Regions from separate parts of the Homo sapiens genome. Here all the other regions are linked to region 2. The links are chromatin loops, found by intact Hi-C in ENCODE. Cell type or tissue: Calu3. All regions are shown on one strand.

Region 1 (2,500 bases), 230 kb before region 2:
CAAGGAAGCCAGTTGAAGTCCCAAAACCTCAAAAGTAGGGAAGCTGACAGTGCAGCCTTCAGTCTGTGGCCAAAGGCCTGAAAGCCCCTCAGAAACCACTGGTGTGACTCCAAGAGTCCAAATGCTGAAGAACCTAAAGTCTGATATTTGAGGGCAAGGAGCATCTAGCACAGGAGAAAGATGGAGGCTGGAAGACTCAGCAATTCTGCTCTCTCCAACTTCTTCTGCCTGCTTTATACTAGCCAGGCTGGCAGCTGATTAGATGGTGCCCACCCAGATTGAGGATGGGTCTGTCTCTCTGAGTCCACTGACTCAAATGTTAATCTCCTTTGGCAACACCCTCGCGGACACACCCAGGAATAATACTTTGCATCCTTCAATCCAATCAAGTTGACACTCAGTATTAACCATCACATAGCTCTTTTAATCTCCTCTTCTGTGAATTGTCAACTCCTGACCTTCAAACACTTTCCTGTTGATGATCTGGAAGTTTTCTTACTAATTATATGTATCGATGTAACGTACTAATGGTGATAAAATGAACAGCTTGGGGCAAAATTTAGGGATAGATAAACCTCAAGCTTGTTATAATCAGTATGATCCCTGCCTTTCTCTCTTCCTTTAGTTCTTTTGGAAAATGGTCACCATCATTTGGTATAATCTATCATTTCTTAATATATTTCTAAGGCATCTAGGTGATATATTACATTCTCTCCCTTTTTCTTAGAGTTTTTTTTAGTGACAGCTTATGATTGGGGCAAATTTAGAGTTGAAGTGTTTCAATGTGTCTTTACATGATATGTAGGACTTAGATGCTATTAATGTTCTCACCTTTGATTTATGGATCCTGGATCTTGGACATATTGAATTGTAGAAAATTTCCCAGAAAGCAACATAGTGAGAATATCCAGATCAAAATAGAATTTTCAAGAGCTGATGTTACATGCTGCTCACGATGGCAATGAAAGTACAGTTGAACCAAGAAGTCATGGATTTAGTTGTAATGTGGATGGTAGTTCGTTTCATCTAAACCAGTGGTTCTCAGACTTTAGCACACAACAGCATTGCCTAGAGGGGCTGTTAAACACAGGAGCGGGTCCCCACCCTGGAGTTTTTGTTTCTGTATAGGTCTGGTGTGGATACCGTGATGCTGATGCTTTTGGTCTGGGGACAACACCTTGAGACCACTGATCTAAGCCATCTGGGGGCTGAGTGTGAGACAAGATATTACCTTTTTCCATGGTGTAGACTCATATCATGAGATGTGTAAATTCTAAAATCTTGCGAACAGGAGACCAAAATTACTGTCACAGTGTGGGGGTCCAACAAAGATATAATGTTACCTCCAGGGGGTGCCATTTCCTTGTGAATGACTGCCTTAGAAGTTGTGTATAAGGTACATGACCATACAGAGGCCCTGAAGTCTGGTAGTGGAAATACATTTTCCTTTGTGATATCTGATGTTACTTTTAAACATGGAAAGTCCTCCTCCCTTTCCTCTAAGAGTCTCCTACCTGCAATCTAAAGATCAAATTTATAGTCACCTACGTTTGCTTTTTTTAATGAATTCTTTTTAACACCTTCATTATAAAGTCAAATTCTGTTCATGTATTCTGTGAGGTGATGATTAAAACAGCATATTATTTTCCTAAGTGACAATTTTCTCCATACTTTTTGAATATACATTTGTTTTTCATTCACTGATGGTGGAATCTTTCTCGTATGTTGTGTGTGTGTGTTTGTATTCTGAGACTATTTATATTGCCTTTGTTGTGCTAGTTCATTAATTCTACAAATGCTTACTATGTTCCAAGCACTGCAGAGATATCAGTATGAATGAAACAGTCATGAATAAAACACATGTGGACTCTGCCAGCATGAAATTTACCATCTCAATAGTCTGTTCCATTGTTCATCTGTCTATTCTAGCTCAAGCATCACATTAGTTTTAATTGTCGTAGCTAAAGAACACATTTTAATCTGCTGTAGAGAAATTATTCCTTAATGCCATTAAAAAAGTTAGTAATTTTTGTCTATTTATTCTTCTTAATATACCTTGGAATAATTTTTTCAGAAATTCAAAAAGGGGAAGAAAACTCTTTGTGACTTTCATTGGAATTGTCTTGCAGTATATTTTGGGAAGAATTGATATCTTTTATAAAACAGTTTTCCCTCCCAAACCATTTTTGTATGCCTTTATTTATTGGGATCTTCTTTCATATCTCTGTATTATAAAATAACATGCAAGTACTAAAATGTGTTAGTCTGCTGAATTTTTTGGAATGCTTTTTATCAGCAATATGAGAAATTCCATGAAACTGTAGAACTGGGCCCACAAGGAAGGAATGAGGCTTGAGGTTATCAAACAGAGAAGGGAAAGTACAGAGAAAGAATTACTCTAAAGCAAAAACAGTAGGAAAATTTTTATGTTATCAAGATAGTCATGTAAAATAATGCATGGTCCACATGCATAAACCACATCCAATGCTAGTCTATGTAT
Region 2 (2,500 bases):
GTAAACCAGAACAAGAATTCAAATAACCTGCCAGGTCAGTGTGCTTGCATAGACTTTTGAAGTTTAGAAAGATGTATGTATGACCAGAACCCCAAAGAGCTAAGCAAGATGACTGGAGGTTGCTGTTTCCAAACACCATGTCTGCACGCAGGGAAAATGTAAGCAGGTTTAATTGTCAGGATCTCAGTACTCTGATCCCGCCTACAGTCCATCCTCTCCCAGGAACTCAGAACTCTAAGCTCTTTCTCCAAGAACTGCTGGGAGGGGACCCTGGATTTTCCTTGGGGAAAATCCAGTGTTGCCAGGCTGATGACAGATTGCTGTTTGGTATTATTAACAGATATCAGTTGAGGTTGGCAAAACCTCTCTCCTTCCTTCTGCCCCCTTGCCTGTCGATATTTATTGATTCTCCATAGCGTTTAGAGCTGAATTTAACTCCCCATTTTTTCTCTTCTCAGCCTCTCCCTGTTAACAGGTTCATCCTCTAATTCTGAGTTGAAAAATGGATCCCCTTCCCTTCCAAAGCAGGGAAACTTGACTACAGGCGATCACATTTTTTTTTTTAAATGTGTTAAGAATCACAGCAGTTGTCCACTGTTGACAAAATGCTCAAAGGACAGAGGTGTGAGGGCTTGTGAGAAAATCCACAAATTCATCATGAAGTCCGTCATGGCAGTTAACTTGAAAACCAGGGATGACAATGTGGGTGACACCTCCTTCTTAGAGTGTCCCATCGCAGAGAACAGGGGTGGCTTGATCTGTACGGCATCCAGCATTGTGGGGCCTATGGTAAGCATTCCGAGAAATAGGGGGAGCATGTAGCATCACAGGCAAGAGGCGAGATGAATGAACTTTCTGTTCATTTGAGAGTGCAGACAGAGGTAGGAGGAAGTAGGTGGAAATGAATCAGTGAAATAAACCGGCATCTGCTCGCACACGGAGCATGCCGTTTCCTGACATGACTCACTGCCCAGCTCCTCCTGCCGCCTCTGACTCACCGTGCAGAGAGGCTGGTTTCTAAGGAGACCACTGAGGGCTGGGCAGTAGCCACCTGTGTAGACACTGTGCTCACATGGCCGTGGAGCCTGTTATCTAGAAAGCCTCATTTCTTTAAATGTCATTAGAGAGAGAGAGAAAAAATATTTCTTAAGGTTATTCTTGAGGTTATTTACAGACACACATCTGCTAGGAAGGAATGAAGTTCTTTGTTTGTCCAAAATAAGCAATTGATCCATGTTTTGGCCAACAGAGCTGTGCTAAATGCTGGGCACATTTGGAATGACTGGGGGATAGGGGAAGGATGCAGGAATGAAGAAGAGAAAAATGGAATTGATATTTCAAAATAAAATGCAAGTAAATCTATGACATATACTTACATAATAGTGGCTCACATGTTTAGTACTCACTGTATGATGGACATTGCCAATAAAAGATCAGTAAGCCCAGTTCCTCCCCTCTCAGAGCTAGTAGGTCCCAGGACGGTGGAGACAGCGAGCTTCTCAGAGAGCAGCTTTTCTGCAACTCATGGAGGGTGGAGAGAGAAGTTAATGTACCCAAAGTGAGAGACACAGATGGCACCTACAGGAGCCTTTCCATTCTCAGGCCACCCAGAATCTCAATTAGTCCCACACAATGGTGTAGAAGCTCTCATCTAACTTGGTTCATTGAATGAGTTTGAAAATAATGGTAATACTGTTTGTCAGTAAAGAGATGCTGGCAAAATACTCCAAAAGTTTCTGCTCTTAAAGAGTTAACTACTTCCCCTGAATACCTATTTGTATTTTTTAATAGCTTCAAAATACCTTATCACAGGCAATGGAAAAACAACAACAACAACAACAACGTCAACCTAGCCAGTGTCAAAACTATCGTAAGTTCCCAACTAATGAATTTTAAATTTTCATGAGCTTCTATTAGGTATTTTGTACCCTTAGTTTTTTTACGCCACCAACACTTTTCATCAAAAGGGCATGAAAACATTGTGTGTTTTTAAAGGGTAAGAAAATTCTGAGGTCTTATTTTCCTTTTAACCTTATGTTCAATAAGCTCACATCCTTGCAAAGGAAGTACATAATTCTACCATAAAAATCAGCCTTTCATGGATTCAGAGTTTTTAAGAAAGTCTAAAGTAAATTTATCTGAAAATAAATCTTCCTGAGAAAAAATACATTTTTTTCCTGGAGTCGTTTTTAAAAATATGACTTGATATTATAGCTGTATGAAGGAGTATCTGAAGTACTGACTTCTTATATCATTCCTTTACATTTTCCTCAGAGTTTTGAAATTGCTCCCTATTGAACGAGCCTATTCTCTGTGCAGAGGAAGCTTTTTACACCTTCTATAGGCGTGGAAGGCAGCAAGAATAGATCTCTGGATTGGATTGTTTCTGTTTCTCCCTCCTTCTCTCTCTCCCTTCCTTCCTTCATTCCTCCCTTCTTTTTTTCTTCTTGCCATTAATAAGCGTTTTTTGAACCCCAGAGTTGACCACATATTTGCTCTT
Region 3 (2,500 bases), 190 kb after region 2:
GATGTAGGATTGGATACAGTAAGATGCAGTGGAGTTTAAGCAAAGAAAATGCATTCAGAAACCTTTTTTTTTAACTAGAGAAAAAATTATTCGTATTAAAGTGTTAACCTGGGTTAAGTCTTTTTCCAGAGAGCTAACTATGCCAATCTTCTTACTTATAATCACACCAATCTGCTGCAATAAAATCTCCAGAATGCCTGCTTGTGTATTGTTCAGTTGAGAGGAATGTGTTATGCACGCTTTAGTACTGAAGCTGTTTAAAGCTGTAAATAGTTTTATGCTCATATTATCACTTTTAAGAAGAAGAAGAAAAAGATCAAGTAGGCTCTTATCACCTCTCTGTGGTGATCCTCTCCCAAAGTTTTGTACACGCAACTCTTCTCTGAAGTCACAGAACTTGATCCCACGTTCCTCCTTTTCAGCAAAATGACCTGTGACCATAAATGATATCAGGAATCTAACAAAAGAGATACAAAAATGACAGCCATGACATGTCCTCTAGACTCTCCCTGGCCAGTGATGGTCACTGTCTAGGCTCTGATTCAGAGCCTGGGTGCATGGAAGGAAATCACACAATTCCAGGATCTCACAATTTTCTCAAAGACTTTCCAGTCCACAGGGCCAGTGTCAGGGTAGACAGAGGCAAAGATATGCATCCTCCATGAGCATGTATACCCTCTCATTGTAAATTATGGCCAAGTGAGAGTCATTCAGGGAGACACAGGGGAAAGGGACTCTACATCCTTGCTCCTGTAGACCAACATGAGCTCTCTGAGGAGCAGGGGATGGGAGCTGCTGTGTTATTTTACAGGTTAAGTCACATGTCACGTGTCCTTGCTCTGTCCCCTGTTAACAGCAAAGATCCTGTCAAATGCATTCAGTAAGGGATTAGTAAACTAGAGCTGACACACATAGTTCTGGACCCAGAGGGTCTTTGATAGAACCCTGTAGTTCATTCATCTACCTTTAGGAAGAGCTGTGGGGATATGACCTGCGTTGTTTTCTTAAAATAAGGAAATAGGGACATGTGGGAGGAGGGAGAGGAGCAGAAAAGATAACGATTGGGTACTGGGCTTAATACCCAGGTGATGAAATAATCCGTATGACAAACCCCCATGATGTGTTTATCTATGTAATAAATTTTCACGTGTACCCCCAAACCTAAAATAAAAGTTAAAAAGTATACAAATAAGGGAAGTATCTTCAGGATGTGTCTGTGGCTTTTAATCCATGTGCTTTCTGTTTTGTAAGAACTAATTGTGCTGAAGTCCAGCTCTGTGACACTGAAGGTCACCAGTTCCCTTGCTGGCTTCGACTGAATGATTCCCCTGTGAAGTCCCTTGTTTACTGTATTTGTAATTAGCCACCAAGAACTTGAGTAACCGGTTTCCGAGGAGAACATATATCCTGAATCAGTTCCTGGACATTTGTTTGAGGTCTTGTAAGGGAAACTGAAGGGAATTGTGTATTGAACAGGATGGCTTAGACCTGCTCAACTTCTGAGAATTGAGGTAAGTGCCTGACGTCAGCATGATTTCTGTTTAGCAGAAGTGGGAGTTTTAATGAAACCGATCTTTGAGCTAACGAATTTAAATGACTGAACTAAGGTGTCACTTTCAAAAGTATATATTTGAATCCATATGTTTTTTGTGGCTGTGCACATCACTGCTAGAAATTTGCGTTTAACTCGGGTAATATTTGCAGACTGACAGGGGGCAGATGGGAGCCAGCTGCTAAGTGAGAGAATCCACCTGCTTGCCAGTTGGAGTGTGATAGGAAGCAAACGGCCCTGATAGAGACTCTATTTCTAGGCACACTGACAGAGCATTCAGCGAAGTGTCACCACACTTTGCTTCATCTAGATCATCAGGGCAAACCTGAAACTCTATCAGGAGAGGGACCAGACTCTTCCAAGAAGATGGAGGGAACCAGGGACACAGAGCATCCTCCCTACTCAGGTCCCTATTGCTATGGTAAAGGAGGAGAAGAAAGACAGATGAGGTGAGGAGGCTATTCCAGAAACTGCGTGTGAAATGGGTGGTAAGACATTGCCTTGAGGCATTGCTGAAACAATCAGACTTTCGAGTCTAGTCTGAAGGACATAAGACCAGGGAGACCTTGATATGCAGAGATGCTACCCAAGCTTGGAACCCTTCCAGAGAGAGCCCCCCAAACTTTGTAGAATGTACCTAGCAAGTCAAAGCCTCCTTTGTGCCAAATATCTGTGTTCCTGCTCTCTACTTCTCTACTTTCTACTCCACAGCAAAATGTCCAAGAAAATTCGATCTTCCTCTTTGCTCTCCAACCCTATTCCTAGCCTTCAGTTTTGTTTTGTTTTTTTTTGTTTGTTTGTTTGTTTCTGTTTATCAAAGGAGTGGAATGCATCAGGCAAGAAAGTACCTACCTGCTACACCTTATACATTTTCTTCCTGCTTAGCTCAAACCTGTGAGTGCTGTAGCCAGTGAGGTACATTTCATTAAATGGATGAACCTAGACTTG

Evidence for each region. Hi-C counts contacts between places; a loop is a spot of excess contacts. Peaks named below come from ENCODE experiments on the same cell type or tissue, not always from the same donor. Only the 100,000 strongest peaks of a DNase experiment are listed, where the experiment ranks them.
Region 1: a loop joins it to region 2, with 3 times the contacts of the local background. A loop is called at or near these places in 3 of 110 quality-filtered maps.
Region 3: it touches region 2 in a loop (5-fold over the local background); 4 of 110 quality-filtered maps call a loop at or near these places.

The regions. Positions count from the first base shown.
Region 1 is chr13:33,930,258-33,932,757 of GRCh38, forward strand. It overlaps a transcript of RFC3 not described here. Among named protein-coding and RNA genes, the nearest start is that of RFC3, 110 kb to the left of the region's middle. In Calu3, a CTCF peak has its summit at 1,355 (motif pointing right); a DNase peak (open chromatin) is centred at 1,364.
Region 2 is chr13:34,156,238-34,158,737 of GRCh38, forward strand. No RefSeq gene overlaps it. Among named protein-coding and RNA genes, the nearest start is that of LINC02343, 190 kb to the right of the region's middle. RefSeq lists an enhancer at 316-1,515 and a silencer at 1,024-1,083. In Calu3, no CTCF peak of the experiment used is centred here; a DNase peak (open chromatin) is centred at 1,004.
Region 3 is chr13:34,346,614-34,349,113 of GRCh38, forward strand. LINC02343 (long intergenic non-protein coding RNA 2343) reads left to right here and starts at 1,430. Exons shown (of 4, transcript NR_146542.1): 1 at 1,430-1,511. In Calu3, no CTCF peak of the experiment used is centred here; a DNase peak (open chromatin) is centred at 1,368.